7 separate regions of the Homo sapiens genome follow, and regions 2, 3, 4, 5, 6 and 7 are each linked to region 1. A link is a contact called in ENCODE Hi-C or POLR2A ChIA-PET data. All regions are on one chromosome and are shown on one strand. The core of a region is the stretch at or near the end of the contact, and the rest is flanking DNA. Distances in the headings are between cores, read along the strand shown.

Region 1 (2,904 bases), core at 223-2,722:
AACCTAGAGGTAGACAGCAAGGAGAGGTGAAGACCAGTACAAAGCCTCTATCTGAGCCCCAAGGGAAGGCATTTGGGGTCAGGAGCACCTGTAGGTCATCTCCTTGCCTGGGGCTGTGAGGAGCTGGTTTCAAGGTTATCACACATCTGTGCTCCCAGGGCAGCTCATTCTCTCCACCCTGACAGTCACCCAACCTTTGATCTCCTCCTCTCACCACACAGGGGGCTCCAGGCCCCAGCTCCAGAACCCCCTCCCTTCCCGTGACCGCCACCCCAACCCTCCTCCAATTTGGGGAAGCCACAGGGCCTCCCAGGCTGACAAACAGCTGTTCCAGCGGTGGAGGGCAAGTCCCAAGCCTGACTCCGGCTCAGTCACCAAGGTCAGGGCAGAAGAGAGGAGGAGAGGTCAGAGAGGAGGAGTAACGGGAGGAAACCCAAGGGAAACAGAGTGGAAGAAATGGGAATGGGAGGGAGGGGGTGTGAATAAAGAGCGGAGATGAAGAGGCACAAACAGGGGAGAGGCAGCAGGCCTGGGTGGTGGGAGGAGAAAGCAAGAGAGGCCCATTTTAGAGATCTGTTGCACATATTGGTGACTACTCAGTCACTTAGTGACTTTGGGAGACTGAGGCAGGCAGATTGCCTGAGATCAGGAGTTCAAGACCACCCTGGGCAACATGGCAAAACCTTGTCTCTCCTAAAGTACAAAAAATTAGCGGGGCATGTTGGTGGGCGCCTGTAGTCCCAGCTACTCGGGAGGCTGAATGAAGCAGGAGAATCGCTTGAGCCCGGCAGGTGGAGGCTGCAGTGAGCCGAGATCGCGCCACTGCACTCCAGCCTGGGCGACAGAGCAAGACTCTGTCTACAAAAAAAAAAAAAAAGTATTGCATATTTCAAAATTGCTAAAAGAGTACATTTGAAATGTTCTAACCACAAAAAAAGTAGGTGAGGTGATGGATATGTCAATTAACTTGATTTCATCATTCCACAATTTCATCACCTTGTAGGCCGTAAATATATATTTATCAATTAAAACTTTTGAAAAGCATTGGTAAGATGGCAAATAATATGTAATTATGGCGTGTACCTGCAATCATCTAAGAGCACATGTGTTCCAGTTTTAATAATTTTAGTAAAAGGAAAAAAAGAGGCCGGCCCAATCCGCGGCGGCAGGCGCATGGGGGCAGCAGCGAGCACTGCCCAGCAGCGAGCCCTGCCCAGCACAACCTGCTCCCCAGACCAACCCCCGCTCTGGCCGCGCCAAGGCCTCGCCCCCACCCATGTAGCTCCGCCCCACTGCCCTCTCGCTCCGCCCCTGTCCCGCCAGTCCCGCCCCCTCCGACTCCGCCCGGCTTCCGCCAACCAGCCCGGCCCCCGCCCCTCTAGCTCCGCCCCACTGCCGTCCCGTCCCGCCCCGGCACCGCCAGCTCCGCCCCCGCCCCTCTGGCTCCGACCCGCGGCCTCCGCGCCCCGCCCTGCGCGCTCGGGCTGGCTCGGCGGCTGCGGCGGGCGGGCAGGCGGGCAGGCCGGCAGGCGGGTGCGCGGAGGGCTGGTGCCCCGCAGCAGGTGGGCGGGGTGCGGTTGGCGGCGGCGGCTGGGCCGGGGGCTGCCGGCTGCGCTCGGGCCGTGCGCGGCGGCCGTGCGGGCACGCCATGGACTTCAACATGAAGAAGCTGGCGTCGGACGCGGGCATCTTCTTCACCCGGGCGGTGCAGGTGAGGCCTGGCGTCGCGCCGTGCGCCGGGGGCCCGGATGTGCGGCGGGCGGGGAGCACCCTGCGGCAGACGCCTGGGGACGCGGGAAAGCCCTCCCGGGCTGCTGCCCTCGTCCCCGCCGCGGCACACCTCTGCCCCCCTGAGCCCTTGCTGACCGGAAGAGGGAAAGAGCCCGTGCGGCCCGAGCCGGGCCTTGGCCCTGCTGCCTGGGGCGAGGCACCGGTGCCCACCCTTTGGGCTGGTTGGGTTACCCTGCTCCCCTGGCGCCTGCCTGGCTGAGGAGGGGAGGAGGCACCGGCTGGGTGCTACCTCCCTGCCCTTGTCCAGCAGTGACTGGCGCCTGGCGGGGCATTTAGCGACCTGGGTCCCAGGCCCAGGGACTCATGCGTCCACCACAACCCCTTCTCCGAGCCTCAGTCTCCGCACCTGTGCAATGGGCGGCTGGTGCCATGAGTCCCTCATGGCCATTTCACACGTTTGGATAGTCAGGCCGGAAGCCAGGAGTTGTTTCTTTTCTGCTCCACGGGAGGTCTGTTTCCTTGGTCCCTGGGCCTGGGGGATGGAGAGAGGGCTGGGGTCTGGCTGGGAAGCTGTCCAGGCCCACGATGCTGAGATTGGAAGAAGTCCTATCCGTTTAGGGGCAGAGAGTAACAGGCAACTCAACATCATGGGAAGACCTAGGGTCAGGTGTGGGTGGGAATGTGCCCTCCTGTGACCTTGGGGGAGGGGCCTTCATCTCACTGGGCCTCAGTTTCTCAGTCTGAAAAATGGGATCAGTATTCCTGCCTCCCAGGACAGATGCGAGGATTCTGTGGGACTCTGCATATGTGTGCTCACCAAAGGCAAGCTCATTATTGGTGTCAAAGTGGTTAATATTGCACCTGTGCAGCATGTGACCTTGGACAAGTCACTTCTCTCAGAGCCCCGCCCTCCCCTTCTGTAAATCTGGTGTAACACCGTGGTTATGGGATTCAGTGGGATTCCGCAGGCCCGGGGCTGGCCCATCCCAGGGTTCTGGGAGCAGGTCCTGTAGTCTTGTCTTTGTCGTTGTCGTTGTCATCGTTGTTGTTTCTGTTGAGTACAGTTCTCTCCCCACCCCCAACCCGGGCACTCCCCTCCCCAGGAGCCCACACCCAGCCAGCAACCCATGTAGTCATGTTTACTAGAAGGTGCTGTGTCCCGCTGAGGATTAG
Region 2 (2,714 bases), core at 215-2,714, 900 kb after region 1:
CCTCTTGTGGAGGGCCTGACATCAGTCAGGCTCGCCCGCAGTTATCTGGAGGCCTGTCTCCCTGTGATGCTGTGCTTCAGTGGTCACGCTCCTAGTCCGCCTTCATGTTCCATCCTGTACACCTGGCTCTGCCTTCCAGATAGCAGTAGTCAATTAGTGAAAATACTAATAGTCCCTGATATGCAGAAATAATGGCGTAAGCTGTCTTTCTCTTTGTCTCCTCTCCCTCTCTGCCTCCGCTGCCAGGCAGGGAAGGGCCCCCTGTCCAGTGGACACGTGACCCACGTGACCTTACCTATCATTGGAGGTGACTGACATTCTTTACCCTGCCCCTTCTGCCTTGTATCCAATAAATAACAGTGCAGCCAGACATTCGGGGCCACTACCGGTCTCCGCGCATTGGTGGTAGTGGTCCCCCGGGCCCAGCTGCCTTTTCTCGTCTCTTTGTCTTGTGTCTTTATTTCTACACTCTCTCGTCGCCGCACACAGGGAGAGACCTACCGACCCTGTGGGGCTGGACCCTACAGCGCCCTGTGTCACCTCGGCAGCTTAAGCACGTGCAACTGGTTGCTCTGTAAGCTGCTCACATTTGGCAAGGCTGCGAGGCCACACCAGCAAAGCCAGGTGGCTGGAGATGCTGACCCAGCAGAGCATCGCGCTCCCCGCCCCGGGCCAGACCCTCCTACTAAGCCCAGCAGGCCAAACACGGACCCGCCCCCCTCAAGTGCCTAGGTGTCCCCGGGGCCTGAACACATCAAGTTACATTTTGATGGAGTTAGAATCCGGAAAATCAAGAGTGTGGAAGATCAGGAGCAATTAATGTAAACAGGAGGAGGATGAAGCTGGGAGGAGCAGGAGCTAGCAAGCAGGAGCTAGCAAGCAGGAGCGTGAGAGTGGCGCTGGGAGAAGGCCTGGATAGGGATAGAGTAGAGCACAGAACATGGGGGTCACCCTCAACCACCCCTAAACACTCTAAGCTCGAGCAGTCCCTCAACTCCTGGTCTGTAAAGTGGCTGAAGGAAGTGGGTGGAGCAAAACCCATATGGGCGAGTGTCCCAGCAGCTGCCTCAGTTTCCCTATCTGTAAAACGGGGCTGGGGACCTGCAGCTCTCACGGGACTGGTTACCCGCTCGCGGGTGCTCGCCCTGCATCCGAGACAGCACCTACAACTCCAAACCCACTCGGGGCGGGTCGAGGTGGGCCCTTCGGTCCCTTCGAAGCCAACATCCCGATTCCCCTTCCCGGGAAGGCACCCCCGGAAACGCCAAGGTCGCTCCAGCAGTCTCCTCGGGTCACCCGCTTCCCCGAAGCCGTCGTCCTCGCCTTCCGCTCTCGTCTTCACCGGCATACTCAGGTCCCCGCTGGGGACTGACACTGCGGGCTCGGTCGCCGCAAGGACTGGAAGGAAGGTGGAAGATGCGGGGCGAAAGCGGAGCGAGAAGAGTGGGACGCGGCGGAGCAGCAGAGCCGGGACTCAGAGCTCCCCCCTCGCCCCGCCCCTCTCCCCGCCCACTCTGCGAGTCCCGCCCCCTCTCGGGCGCCGGGCGGGGCCATCCCGGGGCTGTCCGCGGAGACGCCTATGCGGTGGAGGCTCCGGGCTTCAGCTAGGGCGGGGGAGCCCAGCAGAAGGACCGAGCAGCCTGGCACCCCACTTTGCCATCCTCTCCCTGGAAATCTCGGGGTCGGCGGGCCGGCCGCTTCGCGTGGGCGAAATCAGAGACACGTGGTTTCCAAGGCCCCTTCGGGTTCGGGAAAATTTTATGGTTCGGGTCACAGTAGGAAGCGGACAATGAGGCGGGAGGGCAGAGAGAACCGCAACACCTGGTGCCGGGTCGGGTCGTTTCCGGGGCTTTCAGTGGCCGGAAGTCGCGGCGCCTGTACTGACTCTAGGAAGGGCTGGAGTTGTTTTGAATGGGCGCCCGTAAGAGAGGTGGGCAAGTACGTGTTACAGACGGCCACGCCGCCCTTTAGGCGGTCAAGGTGGGGCGAGGAGACGTTCGCCCCCCTGCAGTCGGCCGGGTCACTACCCAAGAGCCTTTGGAGGCGGAAGCATGGAACGGTCTGCAAACGTTCCCGAGCGGGCCTCTGCGGCTCTGGCGGGCGTTTCGAACTTGGGCGCCGGGCACACGCCCAGTCCCGAGAGCGCTGAGGGTTCCCTTAGCGTCGCCCTCACCCCGGCCAACCCGCGGGGCGCCAGAGTCCTGGCCCTTTAAACGCCGCGCGTGCCTCGGCGTCTTCGTTTCGCGCGCCCGCCCGCGGCGCCGGCGGAGCGAACATGGACCCGGCTGCGCGGGTGGTGCGGGCGCTGTGGCCTGGTGGGTGCGCCTTGGCCTGGAGGCTGGGAGGCCGCCCCCAGCCGCTGCTACCCACGCAGAGCCGGGCTGGCTTCGCGGGGGCGGCGGGCGGCCCGAGCCCCGTGGCTGCAGCTCGTAAGGGGAGCCCGCGGCTGCTGGGAGCTGCGGCGCTGGCCCTGGGGGGAGCCCTGGGGCTGTACCACACGGCGCGGTGGCACCTGCGCGCCCAGGACCTCCACGCAGAGCGCTCAGCCGCGCAGGTAAGGCCTGGCCCGGCCGGGGATGGGGATGCTGATCAGCGCCGAACTCGGGACTCCTGGGAACCCGCAGGGTCAGGAGTTGCCTCTGCCTGCTTGTGACCTTGGGCGAGTGACTTGGTCTGAAGTCTCCGAACCCTCTGTATTCTTTTGTGTAAAATAG
Region 3 (2,700 bases), core at 6-2,505, 780 kb after region 1:
CTCTGCTCCTGTGGGCCAGTGGCTGGACACCCCCTGGGATGGCTCAAAGGAGTCAGGGCTGGGAAGTGGGGACATCAGGGTAGCTGAAGGAAATCCACACACTCAGAGCAGATCGGGGTTCAGAGTCAGACCTAAGGTAGGCTCCCCAGGGGCTGGGAGAGGAATTGGACGGAATGGAGGATGGAGGACAGCAAGAAGAAGAAAGGAGGAGGAATGCAACGTGTGGGCGGCCGCCAAGAGTGAAAATAGAGGGAAGCGCCATGCAAGTGCTGGAAAGAAGGGGGCAGGTGGGACGAGCCCCACAGCCCCCTCCCCAGAAACGACCACCTCCGGGACTCAGCGCTCCCTCGGGGGCAGGCTCCGCCAGCCCTCGGCCACACGTGGCGTGGCTCCGGCACCCAGAGTCCGATTGCCTGGGATAGAAACGGCCGGTTCTGGCGGCCAGGTCCGATGCTCTGGAATCCAGCCCCATTTCCCTCCCGGCCACGCCCGTCCGGCAGCCTCTCCAGCCGCATTCAGCCCCTACTCACCTGGGGACCCCGGGCGGGGCGCGGTTGGGGCGCGAGGGCACCTGAGGGGGAGGGCCGAAAGGGTCAGGGGAAGCCCCCGGCCTGGAGGGCACGGGGGGCGCCCCCCCCAGGGCGGACCCAGCAGGCGGAGGCCCAGGAGCAGGGCCCCGCGACCCGGGCCGGGCTGGGGGCACGGCGGGGGCTCGGCGCTGCGGCGTGGGGCTGGACGTGGGCGACCTGAGGGCGACAGGGAGCGAGGAACAAGGAGAGGCGAGATGAGCAGCTCCGCCCACCCAGAGGCCCCGCCCCAGCCCAGTGCTGGCCACGCCCATGCACGCAAGCCCCTCCCTGCCGCACCCCTAAGGCGGTCGCCGGAGCTTAAGCCCCGCCCCCAGCGGCGCCAACGCCCCAGCTCCACCCAGCCTTGCAGCCAGCTCTCCACGGCAAGCCCCGCCCCGCGACAAGCCCCGCCCTCTCTAAGCTCCGCCCCTCGCTCCAGGTGGGAGCCACCCCGGTGACGCGGGCGCGCCACTGCCCGGTCCCGGCATTCCTCCCGCGGGCCCCGGGCTGGGGGGCTTTGGGGCCGTGGGGGCCGGCCCTGGTACCTGCGTCCGGCCGGTACGCTCTGCACCTGCAGCCAGGAGTCGTCCACGGGCGGGGGCATGGGCGTGCTGACGGTGGTCGTGTTGATGTCGCCGATGATGCTGAGCGCCTCCTTCAGTGCGTGGTACATGCGCAGCATCTCGTCGCGCCGCTGTGCCTGCTCCGCCGACTCCTCCATCAGCGTGTTCTGGTCCCCACACGAGTACAGGTTGGCCAGCAGCTCCGAGAAGATGAACTCCTTGGTCTGCGAGTAGGCAAAGAGGGAAGGAGGTGGGGACCTGATGCCTGTGCCGCCCTGGCCGCCCCACCGGGCCCTGCTGGGACTGTGAGCTGGTGTGGCTTTTCAGACGCGGCTCCTACACTGCGTAGACTGGAAGATTCACCTCCCCACCGCGCTTTTCTCACTCAGATGAGGACACTGAGGTCCACAGGAAAAGTCATCTGACCAAGGTCACAGAACCGGGAGGGGACTTAGGACCTATCATGCCACCAGAACTCTTGTCTACTCAGTTGTTTTTTTTTTTCTTCTTCCTGGAGATAGGGTCTCGCTCTTTCACCAGGCTGGAGTACAGTGGGGAGATTACCACTCACTGTAGCCTCAACCTCCTGGGCTCAAAGTTATCTTCCAATGTCAGCCTCTCCAGTAGCTAGGACTACAGGCACGTGCTACCACCAACCCCAGCTATTCTTTTTTTTTTTTTTGAGACGGAGTTTCACTCTTGTTACCCACGCTGGAGTGTAATGGCACAATCTCAGCTCACCGCAACCTCCGCCTCCCGGGTTCAAGCAATTCTCCTGCCTCAGCCTCCTGAGTAGCTGGGATTACAGGCATGTGCCACCACGCCCGGCTAATTTTGTATTTTTAATAGAGATGGGGTTTCTCCATGTTGGTCAGGCTGGTCTCAAAATCCCAACTTCAGGTGATCTGCGCACCTCGGCCTCCCAAAGTGCTGGGATTACAGGCATGAACTACCGCGCCCGGCCAACCCCCGCTATTCTTTAAAATTTTTGTGTAGAGACAAAGTCTCACTGTGTTGCCCAAGCTGGTCTTGAACTCCTGGGCTCAAGTGATCCTCCTGCCTTGTCCTCCCAAAGTGCTGGGATTACAGGCATGAGCCACCGTGCACAGCCCCTCATTATATTTCTTCTTCTTTTTTTTTTTTTTTGAGATGGAGTCTCGCTCTGTCGGCCAGGCTGGAGTGCAGTGGCAGGATCTCGGTTCACTGCAACCTCCGCCTCCTGGGTTCAAGTGATTCTCCTGCCTCAGCCTCCCGAGTAGCTGCAATTACAGGCTCACGCTACCACACCTGGCTAATTGTTCTATTTTTAGTAGAGATGGGGTTTCACCATGTTGGCCAGGCTGGTCTTAAACTCCTGACCTCACGTGATCCACCTGCCTTGGCCTCCCAAAGTGCTGGGATTACAGGTGTGAGCCACCGCGCCCAGCCCCTCATGATATTTCTATTGGACAGCTCTGGTCTGGACCGTGCCTCCCTCCCTGGACCTGGTCCCATAGGGCTGGTTGGCATCTCCCCCAGGCCAACATGGCCACCTGCATCCCCAGTGCCACAGGATTTCCCTGCCCCCA
Region 4 (2,735 bases), core at 230-2,729, 750 kb after region 1:
TGCCATCTCTGGAGAGCCCTCTTTGCAAGCCCAAGCCTGGGCTCCCCATCTCAGAACCATGTGCATACTTGTCCTGGAATTATTTTTTTGCCTGTGGCTCCTGGAGGGCAGGGGGCTATCTGGCATACACCTGCATTGCAGCAGTTGCTAAATCAATGAACAAATACCAAGTCTTTCCCGATCTAACTTCTTTTTTGTTTTTGAGACTTGTCTAGCTCTGTTGTCCAGGCTGGAGTGCAGTGGTGCAATCTCGGCTTACTGCAACCTCCACCTTCCGGGTTCAAGCAATTCTCCTGCCTCAGCCTCCTGAGTAGTTGGGATTACAGGCCTGCACCACCACGCTCGGCTGATTTTTTTGTATTTTTAGTAGAGACAGGGTTTCATCATGTTGGGCAGGCTGGTCTTGAACTCCTGACCTCAAATGATCTGCCCGCCTCAGCCTCCCAAAGTGCTGGGATTACAGGTGTGAGCCACTGCACCCGGCCCTCACGATCTACCTTAAGAGTGGTGGTAGTTGTAGTGGCAACTCCATCTGGGGGATGAGAGAAGGAGTAGGCTGCGTTTTGGGGGTGGCTTGCCAGCGAAGAGGAGAGACTATTAGCAACGAAAGGAGTGGCCAGGGTGAACGCCAAGCATTTTCCTGACTGGGGAGCTATGGGTTTGTTTAAAGGCAGGGCTGGGTGAGGGGTGAAAAGAGCGAGGAGGAGAGATGGCTGGTGCTGGACTGGAGTGAAAGGCATCTGAGGAGCCAGGAGACAGGATGGGGAGGGAGAGGAGTTAGCCTAGGACAGGACAGGATAACACTTCTTTGAAGACTGGCGGGCATGAGGAAAGGAAGGGGAGGGATTCGGGAATGACCTGGCGGTTCTCAGTCGACTGGGAGAAGATATGGAAGAGGGCCAAGCGGGGATTGGCTGCTGTTGGGATGGGGAGTGGGGCCGGGAGCGCACAAGGGAAGGTCGAGGATGGGAAAGGGGGTGTGGGGGAAGAAATACTCACAGGGGATCGGAAGGCCCCGCGGCAACTTCGGGTAAGTCTTGGTTCAGTCCTAGAGAGGAATCCGAGGGGAAAGTCTGATTGGACCCACAGCCCGCTGTGAGGACGGGGTACTGTGGGGATGCGGGAGGAGGAGCAGTTGGGAAGTAGGAGCGCCAGGGACTGGATCCATCTGGAAAGGGGGCAGACACGCTCTCAGGATCAGGGTAGAGACCCTCTAGGAAGGGGGCGTTCTGAGACGGGGGTTGTCTGGAGCACTGGATGGGAGTCTTTGGAGGTGATTTCTGGGAAGGGAGAGTCTGGGGCAGGGCTGTGAGGAGTCAGGAAAGAAACTGTGGAGTCCGTTCCTCGCCCACCTCCTGAGCCCTGGGGTCCGAGGCCCCCGGATCAGGGGGTTCAATGGCGCAAGAGGGTCCAGCGCGGGAGTCGGAGAGCGACCTCTCAGGTGCACCGGGCCAGGAACTCTGACCCGGAGTGTGAACTGGCGCACAGAAAGCTGCGCGCGCACCCAAGGAAAGCCGGCCCCGCCCCTCTCCCGAGGTGGGCGGGGACAGCGGTTGCGTGCGCAGCTTTTGTTGTGACGCCACAGGTCCCTCTGGCCACGCCGCTGCATAGCCACGCCCCCTTCCGCTTCATATTTCTCATTGACCAATGGGCTTTGATCTTTGAGGCCACGCCCCCATTCTGCGCTCCAGTATCGCCCTGGTTACGCCTCCTCTGGCTCCGTCGCACAGCTGCGCGGTGGCTGACTGACTTCCGCAGTGGTTGCCGGGATCGCGCTGATGTGGCCCCAACCCCGCCTCCCTCCCCGCCCCGCGATGTCGGAAGAAACCCGACAGAGCAAATTGGCCGCAGCGAAGAAAAAGGTAAAGTGCACCGGGTCGCGGCCCCCCGACCCAGCCCCAGCCCCACTCCGATGGCAGGACCATGGCCAGAGTCTCTGCCACTCCTGAGGCACACCGGGCTGGGCTCCCCACGGCGCGTCCGGGCTCCCTCCACCAAAGTCTTGTCAGCCAGCCCCGCCCCCTCAGCCGCCCAGCCCCCGCCCTCGCCAGTCGCCCCCGGGTGACTTTGGGCTGGTGCTCCCGGGGCTCCCCGCTCCAGACTCGGCCCTCACCTCCTGCCCCCCGAAGTCCGACCTCCCTGGGCTCTTTGGGCTGGCGTCTCCAAGGACCTAGGACCCCAGCAATTCAGCCCCTGCCCTCGCCAGTGACTTTGGGCCCGTGACTCCCGGGGCCCCCCGCTCCAGACTCGACCCTCACCTCCTGCCGCCCCAAACCGGACCTCCCGGGGTTCTTTGGTCTCGGGTCTCCAAGGACCTGGGTCCTGGCCCTGCGGTCCCCTCCCCCATCGCGGAGCGGCGACTTGGACGTCGCGCTGATGTTCCCCCTAGGAGTGGAATGTAGTGACGTCACAATCCCCCTCGGAACCGTAATTAGTTGCGCGAGACCAGTCTTTGATCTTAGGACCCAGTCCCCTAAGTGTTCTCATCCCGCTTCTGGTTCCTCTGGTCACAGCATAAATTTCCAGCTGGAAGGGGATTGGGGACTATGGGACCTAGGAGGGAGAGGTTTCAGGCTGCCTTACACCCTTAACATAGACATTGACAGTGTGAAAAGCCTACACTTCACCCGTGAACTGAAAACATTGGCAGTATCTCTGGGTGGCAATGTGAGAACGGGATTGGTTTGGTTTTCCCCCAGGCTTCTACTCTCCAGAGAGACTTTAACATTTTTTTC
Region 5 (2,700 bases), core at 155-2,654, 870 kb after region 1:
ACTCCGACTCAAAAAAAAAAAAAAAGCTCAGACAGGATCTGGCCACAGCAAGTACTTAGTGGATGGTCATTATTATCAATATTTCGAACTCTGTGTCCTGGGATACAGGCTAGGAGGAGGAATTGGGGAGGCAGGTGCCCCACACCCCTCCAGGCCAGGCTTTATCTGTGTCAAGGGTACTTCCCAGTTCCAAGCCTTTGCTTCTGCCTGGGACACCACCCTCCTCCCCACTGTTCTAAGTCCTGTCTGCCAACATCCACTTAATGTGACCTCCTGGGAAGCTCTTCCTGATGCTCCCAACAGCATTGCCCAATGCAGAGCTACCTGAAACTATTGTGATGGATGTACAACCCTGGGAATACACAAAAGCCTACTGAACTGTACAGTATGGGTAAGTTGTATAGCTCAATAAAGCTGTTACGCCAAACAAAACAAAGAGCATGCACCATACTTACACCACATTTACTAAATCCTCAGTGTATGTTAACATGCCAATCTTTACTATACCAAAGATAATAATGACGATAACCATTTACTGAACTCTTGCATGCTAGAACCTGCTAAGGATTTTCCTTTTTTTTGCATTTAATTCTGACACATCCCAGTGCAGCAGACACTAATCGTTATTCCTATTTTATAGAGGGGGAAACTGAGGCTGAAGAAGGTGAGAAGGGAGCCGATGGTTCTCTTCACACCCCACCCCTGCACTCGTAAGCACGCAAAAGGCTGCTCTGTAAGCTGCTGACATTTGGCAAGGCTGTGAGGCTACACCAGCAAAGCCGGGTGGCTGGGGATGCTGAATCGGCAGAGCGACGCCCCCGCGTCCCCAACTCCACGTCCCGGCCCGGCCCCTCCGCTAAGCTCAACCCTGCCTCCCTCAGGTGCCTCGGTCTCCCCCAGGACTGAAGGAAGTGGTGGAGCAAGGCCCACAAGGGCGAGTGTCCCCGAAGCTGCCTTAGTTTCCCCATCTGTAAAACGGGACTGGTGACCTGCAGCTCTCACGGGGCTGGGAACCGGCTCGCGGGTGCTCGCCCTGCATCCGAGACAGCACCTACAACTCCGGACCCGCTCGGGGCGGAATGGGTGGGCTCTTTGTTCCCTTCCGAGACCCCATCTCGATTCCCCTTCCCGGGAGGGCAGCCCTGAAAATGCAAGGTTGCTCCAGCAGCCCCCTCGGGTCACCTGCTTCCCCGAAGCCGTCCTCCTCGCCTTCCGCTCCCGCCTCCACCGGCATCCCCAGGTCTCCGTTGGGGCCCGACATTGCGGGCTCGGGCGCCCGAAGGGCCGCGCGACGATGGAACGCGGCGACCGTCGCGCCGAAAGCCGGCGCCGGATGGAAGGTGGAGGCGGCGGATAGAACACGGGCCGGAAGGGTAGAACGCGGCAGCAGATCTCCGCCCAGAGGCCGGTGCCCCGCCCCTGAAGCCGGAATCCCGCAGCTCCCGCTCCGCCCCGCCCCGCCCCCAGCCGGAACTCCGCCCCCGCCGCTGTTCTGGCCCCGCCCTACCTCCAGACTCCACCCCCACCACCGGACTCCCGCCTCCACCTCCCTCACAGTCGAACTCCGCCCATTCCGCCCCCGGCCTCGCCCCTCTCCCGGGCGCTGGGCGGGGCCACCACGGGGCTGCCCCTGGAAAAGCCCAGGAGTAGGGAGGTCCGGGAGGAGCGGCGGGAGACCGTCCAAGCCCATCTGCTGCTTCGGCCCCTCCGCGTTGGCGAAATCGAAAACGGGGTTTCCTTGTTATTTTTTGAGATAGGGCCTGGCCCTGTCTTCCAGGCTGGAATGCAGTGGGGTGATCTCTGCCTCCCAGCCTGAAGCGATCCTCCCACCTGAGCCTCCAGAGTAGCTGGGACTACAGACGGCTGCACCACGCTGGCTATTGTATTTTTTGGAGACGGGGGGGGGGGGGGGGGAGGGGTTTCGCCATGTTACCCAGGCTGCTCTCGAACTCCTGAGCTCGAGCCATCCACCCGCCTCAGCCTACCAAAATGCTGGGATTACAGGCACGAGCTACTGGGCCCAGCCTTGGAAACGGGGTTTCCACACCTCTTGTGGCTTCCGGATATACCTCTTGTGGCTTCCGGATATTCTTCTTCACAGCCTCGCTGAGAGTCACGAAGGGTCTCCTTCCTCTTTGCCTCTCTGCCTGCACCCCAGTGGAGAGGACCCAACACCCCTACCCCTGGATCTGGGCCTTCCTGGTCTTCAGCGCTTCTCTTAGGGCTCATTGGTTACAACCTGTGGGTGGGAATCAGGCTGGACTCCAGCTCTGGACAAGAGAAACAGGAACATTAGCTAGGCGGGGTGGCTCCCACCTGTAATCCCAGCGCTACGGGAGGCCGAGGTGGGAGGATTGCTTGAGCCTAGGAGTTGGAGACCAGCCTGGGAAACATAGTGAGACACCCTACTCCCACCCCCGCCCACTCAGCCCCCCCCACCCCCGTCTCTACAGAAAGCACAAAAAAAATTAGCCAGACCTGGTGGCATGCACCTTAGTTGCAGCTGTTTGGGAGGCTAAGGCAGGAGGATCACTTGGGCCCAGGAGTTCGAGGCTATAGTGAGCTATGACTGCACCACTGCACTACAGCCTGGGCAACAGAGTGAGACCCTGTCTTTAAAAAAAAAAAAATTAATTAATTAATTAAAAATAAAATGTTTAATTAGCCAGGTGTGGTGGTACACGCCTGTAGTCCCAGCTA
Region 6 (2,700 bases), core at 170-2,669, 810 kb after region 1:
GAGAGGAAGAACTTTCGTTCAGCAGCCAAGGCGGCGGTAATGTCCTTCTTGCCATCAATGTCCTTCTGGCTCCGGTTCACCACTCCAATGTAGCCTGTGAACAGTATCAAGGTCAGGGCAACCAGCCTCAAGAGGAGGGGAAGGGTGGGGAAGGGCTGGGGAGTGGTTGAGGGGCATGGCCTGCTTACCTCTGCGCAGGGGGAGCAGCTTGTTCTCCAGCACATCACGGGCATCTGTGCCCTCGTCCATCAGGTCCAGCTTGGTGATGACCCCGATGGTGCGCTGGCCTGGGTGCACCAGCAGGAGGGCCGTCTACAGCTGCACCCGCTCTCACACACAATTCCATGCACTCCCACTCCCATCCCCCTGCTCTCCTCGGCCCCCTGCCTGCTCACTGCCTCCTCTCTTTCCCCCTTATTCATTTTCCACAGAGTAGCCAAAATGATTTTTATTTATTCTTCTTGTTTTTTTATTTGTTAGAGATGGGATCTCGCTTTGTTGCCAGGCTGGTTTCCAACTCCTGGCTTCAAGCGATCCTCCCAAGTTGGCCTCCCAAAGTGCTGGGATTACAGGCATGAGCCACTGCACCCAGCCTTTTTTTCTTTTTTGAGACAGGGTCTCACTCTTGCCCATGCTGGACTGCAGTGGTGCGAGTAGGGCTCACTGCAGCCTCAACCTCCTGGGCTCAAGTGATTCTCTGGCCTCAGCCTCACGAGTAGCTGGGACCACAAGCGTGCACCACGGTGCCCGGCTAATTTTTAAATTTTTTGTAGAAATGGGGTCTCACTAGGTTGCCCAGCCTTGTCTCGAACTCCTGGGCTCAAGCAATCCTCCCGGCTTGGCCTCCCAAAGTGCTGGGATTACAGGCATGAGCTACCATGCCTGACCCCCAAAGTGATTTTTAAAGGTACAAATCTGATCCCACCGCTATTCTTAGACCGTTCAGAGGCTCCCCTTTACACTAAGAATAGACAGCCTGCAAGCCTGGGGTTTTGTGCATTGGCCACCGGGTGGGAACCTACCCTGGGGGTCCACCTCCTTGGCGACCTTGAGGGCGTCAGAATTGGCCAGGTCAGAGTTGGCGGGGGACACGGCCAGGATGAGGCAGTTCTCCTTGGTGACAAACTGCATAAGCATGTCTCGGATCTGGAACTCGATGTCGGGAGGTTGGTCCCCCACCGGGACCTTGGTCATTCCGGGCAGGTCCACCAGGGTCAGGTTCAGCACTGGACAGGGCGGCGAGAGGGCGGGCTCAAGGCGAGGGGCGTGGCCGCGGGCGAGGTTAAAGAATAGGGCGGGGTTAGAGAAGCTGCTTGGGAGCAGGGTGGCAGGTGGGTGGGACTAGGAAATCTCAGGGCGAAAGTGGCAGTCTGTTGGAGGCGTGGCCGGAAGTGGGCGGAATCACGGCAGGGTGGAGCTTGGAATAGGATGATGCAGAGGCAGGGTCATTCTAGGGGCGGAGTCTGCAGGAGGAGCGAGGCACGCAGAGGTGCGTGGCCAAGAAAATGATTCTTAGAGGTTAGGGCGGGGCCAGGGTCCTCACCGTGCGGCGAGTAGACGCGGAGGTTGATAGGCACCGGCGAGATGCCCTTGTTGGTGCCGGTGACCCTGTCGGTCTCGGCCTCGATCTCAAGGCGCACCTCCTCGAAGTCGGTGAATTTCTTTCCCTTGCAGTGCAGGAACTCGGCATATTCTGCTCCAGAAGCGGGCAGGGGAAGGGCAGTAGGCATCAAGGTCTGGAACCCCACCTGGGGGTTTTCATCTCCCACCGGTAATAGAACCCCCTAGACACACCCAAGCAGAACCACCACCCACGTCTCCATTATGTATTTTGATCCCCGCTATCCCTAAGGGGAACGAGGCCCACAGTCACACAGCAAGCAAGTTCGTGGCCAGGCTGGCCCTCAGCTTGGGGACGGGGGAGAGGCTGGAGTGGGCAGGCCTGGCTGCTGGTGAAGGAGGGCACGTACCTGTGGTTGCATTGACCAGCTGCAAGACCAGGGGACGTCGGGTGACAATGCCAGATCCTCGAGGCAAGAAGTCCCTGCAATGAGTTGGAGGTCAAAGGAGGGTCAAGATATGAGGGGGCGCCCTCTGTCCCAGGGGTACCTGTCCGGCCCCTGGGAAAGCCAAAGCTCCTTCCAAAGTGCTGGCTCCACCGCTCCTTAGCCCAGGGGCTTCAGGTAACTAAGAGCATATGGCAGCCCAGAAAGGTGGAAAATACTTTTCCTCAAGTCGCCTGGGTCACAGAATTTATGCATCTGAGCTGCCAAGAGACTGGATCAACTCCTAGATACGTCCTGTGTTGGTTTTGAACCAATAGGAAGTCCCTGCCCCAACTCAGCCACGGCCATTCAGCCCCAGAAAACTGAGGCATGGGGTCTCCCACATGCCTATGTGTCCAATGCCCACAGAGTGGATCCCAGGAAACAGAGCTGTAACTTCTCCCCTCCCTTCCGCTGTGGGGCAGGGCAGCATCTCACTTCCCCTTCTCCAGGCTCCATATGGCTAGGGTTGAAGAAGAGTGGGGAAGGAGGTGGCAAGGAAAAGGACTCATGGGCCGGGCGCGGTGGCTCACGCCTGTAATCCCAGCACTTTGGAGGCTGAGGCGGGCGGATCACCTGAGGTCAGGAGTTTGAGACCAGCCTGGCCAACATGGTGAAACCCTGTCTCTACTAAAAATACAAAAAAATTAGCCGG
Region 7 (2,851 bases), core at 203-2,702, 710 kb after region 1:
ATCACAACTTACTGCAGTCTCGAACTCCCCGGCTCAAATGGTCCTTCCACCTCAGCCTGGGAATACAGCCGCATGCAACCAGCCCCAATTAATTCTTGTATTTTTTTTTGTAGAGATGGGGATTCACCGTGTTGCCCAGGCTGGTTTCAAACTCCTCAGCTCAAGCCATCTGCCCGCTTCGGCCCCCCGATAGGGATTATAGGCGTGAGCCACTATAATAGCGCCTAGCCTGTTTTTGTTAGTAGGAATAACAGTACTTCCCAGAACTCAAAAATCTAGGAGGCATAAGAAAAACACTGTAGAACCCTAGAATGTTCTAGTCACACATCCAGCAAACATTTATTGAGCATTTACTATGTGCCAGGCACTATCCAGAAGGCTGCAGATGCAGTGGAACGAGGCAGACATGGTCCTCGACCTCGGAGTTGACTTTCTAGTAGGATATTATAAACTGATCGGTACTTATGAATCATCTATTTAGTCTAGATGTTCTCAATATGGCTGCATGACAGATTCTCCCAAGTAGTTTAAAGACAGACTTTCGGTTTCACGCCCATTTCTCCCTCCACTGCAGATTCAGATTCAGATTCAGTGCGTTTAGGTGGGATCCAGGAATCTGCATTTTCATAAACGTTCCGAGTGGTTACGAGCTGCAACCAGGTTTGGGTACCCCGACCTAGGCTATGTTCCAGTTACCCACAGGAAACGGCTCCAAGCCGCCCCCACGGGGGCGAGGCGCGGGCGGCCTTACCGTGGCGGTAGGGGTTATAGAGCGCCATCGCCGCGGAGCCGGCGGCCAACAGCCCTTTCTGCAGCGGGGAGGTGGGGAGGTGGTGCGAGTATAGCGGGCCGGCGCCGTCGCTCCTAGCCCGGAGGGGCATTTCTGCGGGGCAAGAAAAAGGCCGAGGTCAGAGGAGCCGGGCGCCCTCAGGCTCCTTCCCGCCTGCGCCCAGAACCCGGCGCCACTTGCCTGCCGCAGGCCGCTGTAGGCCCGGGAGCCCGCAGAGCCGACGGAGGACAGGGCGCAGCAGAGTCGCCATGGCAGCGGGCGTCCGCGGAGGATGGGCGGGTACGAAGAACGCCGCGATTCTGTCAGGCGACGGAGCGTCGGAGGGGTCAAAACTCACTGAAAAACCGATTCTGACGGCGTAGCCTACGGCCTTTCGAGGGGAAACATCGCTTCACGGGCAGAAGGCATGTAGGCCAAGTAGGCGAAGGAAACGCACGCGAACTGTCTACCGTCTACGTCCACCGATCCAAGACTCTCGCCATGTCACCTCGCCCCAGAAAGTGTCTGCAAAGGACACGCAACCACGCTCACTCAGCGCCGGGCCCTATTTCCTTCTCCACAGCCGGTTTTCCCCGAAGACTATAAAATGCGAACCTCTTCCGGCTGTGGAACATGGCGGCGCCCGTGGAAAGGACCACATTTGGGGGCGGGGCCTGGCGGTACTTCCGTCCAGGTCCAGCGGGTGCTGTGATCTTCAAGTATGGGGTCTGCTGGCTTGTCGCGGCTGCATGGGCTTTTCGCGGTCTATAAGCCCCCGGGGCTAAAATGGAAGCACCTGCGGGATACAGTGGAGCTACAACTTCTGAAGGGTGAGTGCCTCGAACCAGACCCACGTTCCCGCTCTCGTTCTCTTGGAAGTCCATCTCCGCTTCTGGTCCTTACCCCAAAACAAAATCACGTGACCTATTCACCTGGGCAGAGCGCTTTCCCAAACGCCTGTTCTCTGTGCTTTCTTACTCCTCACTTTCCTCTGTTTTCCGAGGGGGAAACTGACTCAGTATTGTTCCTTGTCACACGGTTACTACGTTGTAGAGTCTGTTTGAATCCGCCTGTTTCTTAACTACTGCTATACTGCCCTCTGCACCATGGGCTTCTGCTTTGTCTTCTACATCATACTTCCCTGTTGTCTAATCCCCCAAGTGTTTGGACAGAACAAGATATTCCTGGTCAGCATCGTGGTGCACGCCTGTAATCCCAGCTACTCTGGAGGCTGAGGCAGGAGGATCGCTTGAGCCCAAGAGTTTGACGTTACAGTGAGCTATGATGGCGCCATTGCACTTCAGCCTGGGCTACAGAACGAGGCCCTGTCTCTTAAAAAATATTTTATATGTACATATATTTGTATGTATGTGTGTATATATTATCTCTGTGTGTTCAGGTCTCAATGCCAGGAAGCCTCCCGCTCCTAAACAGCGTGTTCGCTTCTTGCTGGGCCCCATGGAAGGCAGCGAAGAGAAGGAGCTGACCCTCACAGCCACCAGCGTACCCTCTTTCATCAACCATCCACTGGGTAAGGCAGATTTAAGCAGGATCCTGTGTGTCACTTCCCAGGAAATCCCTGAGCCGAGTCAGTGTCCCAGTGCTCAGATTCCTGTGCCAGGCCCTTGAAGGTCCACAGAGGAGTGAGGTATTAGACCAGGAATTGGCAGATTTCCTTGGAAAGGGCCAGATACTGAATGTTTTAGTTTTCAGGCCATGTGATTTCCGTTGGAACTGCTCAACTCTGCCAATGTAGTGCCAAACAGCTATAGACAGTATCTAAAGGAATGAGCCTAGCTGTATTCCAATAGAACTTTATGAATATTCATATTTGAACTTCAGGTAATTTTCACGTGTCACTAAGTACAGTTGCCTCTGAGTCCATGAGTTCCACATCCCATGATCCAGCTTCAGATTGGCAGTATTTGGGAAGAAAAACACAAAGTTCCAAAAAGCAAAACTTGAATTTGCTGTGCACCTAGTACTGTGTTGAATCCACTCAAGGTGATGCATAGGCATTATATTAGGCATTATAAGTAATCTAGCTAGGCGTGGTGGCTCACGCCTGTAATCCCAGCATTT

The links. Hi-C counts contacts between places; a loop is a spot of excess contacts on that map. ChIA-PET counts read pairs that join two places held with the same protein, here RNA polymerase II (POLR2A). Pooled maps may share reads with other maps.
Region 2: a pooled map shows a loop between it and region 1 (9-fold over the local background). The contact joins the promoter of PTGES2-DT here to the promoter of SH3GLB2 in region 1. A Hi-C loop is called at or near these places in 1 of 168 maps with a recorded cell type or tissue (B cell), 1 of 37 single-sample maps with no recorded cell type and 7 of 50 pooled maps. POLR2A ChIA-PET finds 5 or more read pairs at or near these places in 2 of 52 experiments (GM12878 and activated CD8-positive, alpha-beta memory T cell).
Region 3: a map of CD8-positive, alpha-beta T cell shows a loop between it and region 1 (6-fold over the local background). The contact joins the enhancer-like site here to the promoter of SH3GLB2 in region 1. A Hi-C loop is called at or near these places in 1 of 168 maps with a recorded cell type or tissue (CD8-positive, alpha-beta T cell), 3 of 37 single-sample maps with no recorded cell type and 11 of 50 pooled maps. POLR2A ChIA-PET finds 5 or more read pairs at or near these places in 1 of 52 experiments (activated CD4-positive, alpha-beta T cell).
Region 4: a map of CD4-positive, alpha-beta T cell shows a loop between it and region 1 (4-fold over the local background). The contact joins the promoter of SWI5 here to the promoter of SH3GLB2 in region 1. A Hi-C loop is called at or near these places in 3 of 168 maps with a recorded cell type or tissue (CD4-positive, alpha-beta T cell, CD8-positive, alpha-beta T cell and naive thymus-derived CD4-positive, alpha-beta T cell), 6 of 37 single-sample maps with no recorded cell type and 14 of 50 pooled maps. POLR2A ChIA-PET finds 5 or more read pairs at or near these places in 1 of 52 experiments (activated T-cell).
Region 5: a loop to region 1 is called in a pooled map, with 15 times the contacts of the local background. The contact joins the promoter of BBLN here to the promoter of SH3GLB2 in region 1. A Hi-C loop is called at or near these places in 1 of 168 maps with a recorded cell type or tissue (CD8-positive, alpha-beta T cell), 3 of 37 single-sample maps with no recorded cell type and 10 of 50 pooled maps. POLR2A ChIA-PET finds 5 or more read pairs at or near these places in 3 of 52 experiments (activated B cell, activated naive CD4-positive, alpha-beta T cell and activated naive CD8-positive, alpha-beta T cell).
Region 6: a pooled map shows a loop between it and region 1 (15-fold over the local background). The contact joins the enhancer-like site here to the promoter of SH3GLB2 in region 1. A Hi-C loop is called at or near these places in 2 of 37 single-sample maps with no recorded cell type and 9 of 50 pooled maps. POLR2A ChIA-PET finds 5 or more read pairs at or near these places in 1 of 52 experiments (CD8-positive, alpha-beta memory T cell).
Region 7: a loop to region 1 is called in a map of naive thymus-derived CD4-positive, alpha-beta T cell, with 15 times the contacts of the local background. The contact joins the promoter of TRUB2 here to the promoter of SH3GLB2 in region 1. A Hi-C loop is called at or near these places in 2 of 168 maps with a recorded cell type or tissue (CD8-positive, alpha-beta T cell and naive thymus-derived CD4-positive, alpha-beta T cell), 1 of 37 single-sample maps with no recorded cell type and 13 of 50 pooled maps. POLR2A ChIA-PET finds 5 or more read pairs at or near these places in 2 of 52 experiments (GM12878 and activated T-cell).

Annotation. Positions count from the first base shown.
Region 1 is chr9:129,026,899-129,029,802 of GRCh38, reverse strand. It overlaps SH3GLB2 (SH3 domain containing GRB2 like, endophilin B2), which reads left to right and starts at 1,472. Exons shown (of 11, transcript NM_020145.4): 1 at 1,472-1,711. The coding sequence starts at 1,649. RefSeq lists enhancers at 1-495, 496-1,235, 1,920-2,483, 2,484-2,904 and silencers at 1,110-1,539, 1,580-2,089.
Region 2 is chr9:128,127,279-128,129,992 of GRCh38, reverse strand. PTGES2-DT (PTGES2 divergent transcript) reads right to left here and starts at 1,464. Exons shown (of 1, transcript NR_024425.1): 1 at 1-1,464. PTGES2 (prostaglandin E synthase 2) reads left to right here and starts at 2,264. Exons shown (of 7, transcript NM_025072.7): 1 at 2,264-2,554. The coding sequence starts at 2,276. RefSeq lists silencers at 1,254-1,363, 1,394-1,593, 2,234-2,523 and enhancers at 1,904-2,023, 2,664-2,714.
Region 3 is chr9:128,248,771-128,251,470 of GRCh38, reverse strand. It overlaps DNM1 (dynamin 1), which reads right to left. Exons shown (of 22, transcript NM_004408.4): 20 at 1,115-1,356; 21 at 531-746. Among named protein-coding and RNA genes, the nearest start is that of MIR3154, 5.1 kb to the right of the region's middle. RefSeq lists silencers at 575-664, 675-1,174 and an enhancer at 1,345-1,484. Within about 2 kb of position 1,255, at least 9 of the 41 ENCODE cell types and tissues checked have a DNase peak (open chromatin) inside an H3K27ac peak, as active enhancers do; they include CD8-positive, alpha-beta T cell, where a contact is called at or near this core.
Region 4 is chr9:128,275,020-128,277,754 of GRCh38, reverse strand. SWI5 (SWI5 homologous recombination repair protein) reads right to left here and starts at 1,479. Exons shown (of 5, transcript NM_001318089.2): 1 at 1,353-1,479; 2 at 1,000-1,048. The coding sequence starts at 1,414. It overlaps GOLGA2 (golgin A2), which reads left to right and starts at 1,748. Exons shown (of 27, transcript NM_001366244.2): 1 at 1,748-1,862. The coding sequence starts at 1,779. RefSeq lists enhancers at 1,245-1,374, 2,235-2,284 and a silencer at 1,975-2,084.
Region 5 is chr9:128,158,969-128,161,668 of GRCh38, reverse strand. BBLN (bublin coiled coil protein) reads right to left here and starts at 1,404. Exons shown (of 2, transcript NM_024112.4): 1 at 1,183-1,404. The coding sequence starts at 1,261. RefSeq lists silencers at 1,155-1,244, 1,455-1,664 and enhancers at 596-1,549, 1,550-2,503.
Region 6 is chr9:128,217,575-128,220,274 of GRCh38, reverse strand. It overlaps DNM1 (dynamin 1), which reads right to left. Exons shown (of 22, transcript NM_004408.4): 2 at 1,971-2,044; 3 at 1,544-1,693; 4 at 1,023-1,226; 5 at 189-287; 6 at 1-94. Among named protein-coding and RNA genes, the nearest start is that of DNM1, 16 kb to the right of the region's middle. RefSeq lists enhancers at 539-1,494, 1,231-1,525, 1,495-2,451. Within about 2 kb of position 1,419, at least 5 of the 41 ENCODE cell types and tissues checked have a DNase peak (open chromatin) inside an H3K27ac peak, as active enhancers do.
Region 7 is chr9:128,321,048-128,323,898 of GRCh38, reverse strand. TRUB2 (TruB pseudouridine synthase family member 2) reads left to right here and starts at 1,452. Exons shown (of 8, transcript NM_015679.3): 1 at 1,452-1,599; 2 at 2,169-2,300. The coding sequence starts at 1,491. It overlaps COQ4 (coenzyme Q4), which reads right to left and starts at 1,060. Exons shown (of 7, transcript NM_016035.5): 1 at 971-1,060; 2 at 752-883. The coding sequence starts at 1,040. RefSeq lists a silencer at 773-832 and an enhancer at 1,213-1,752.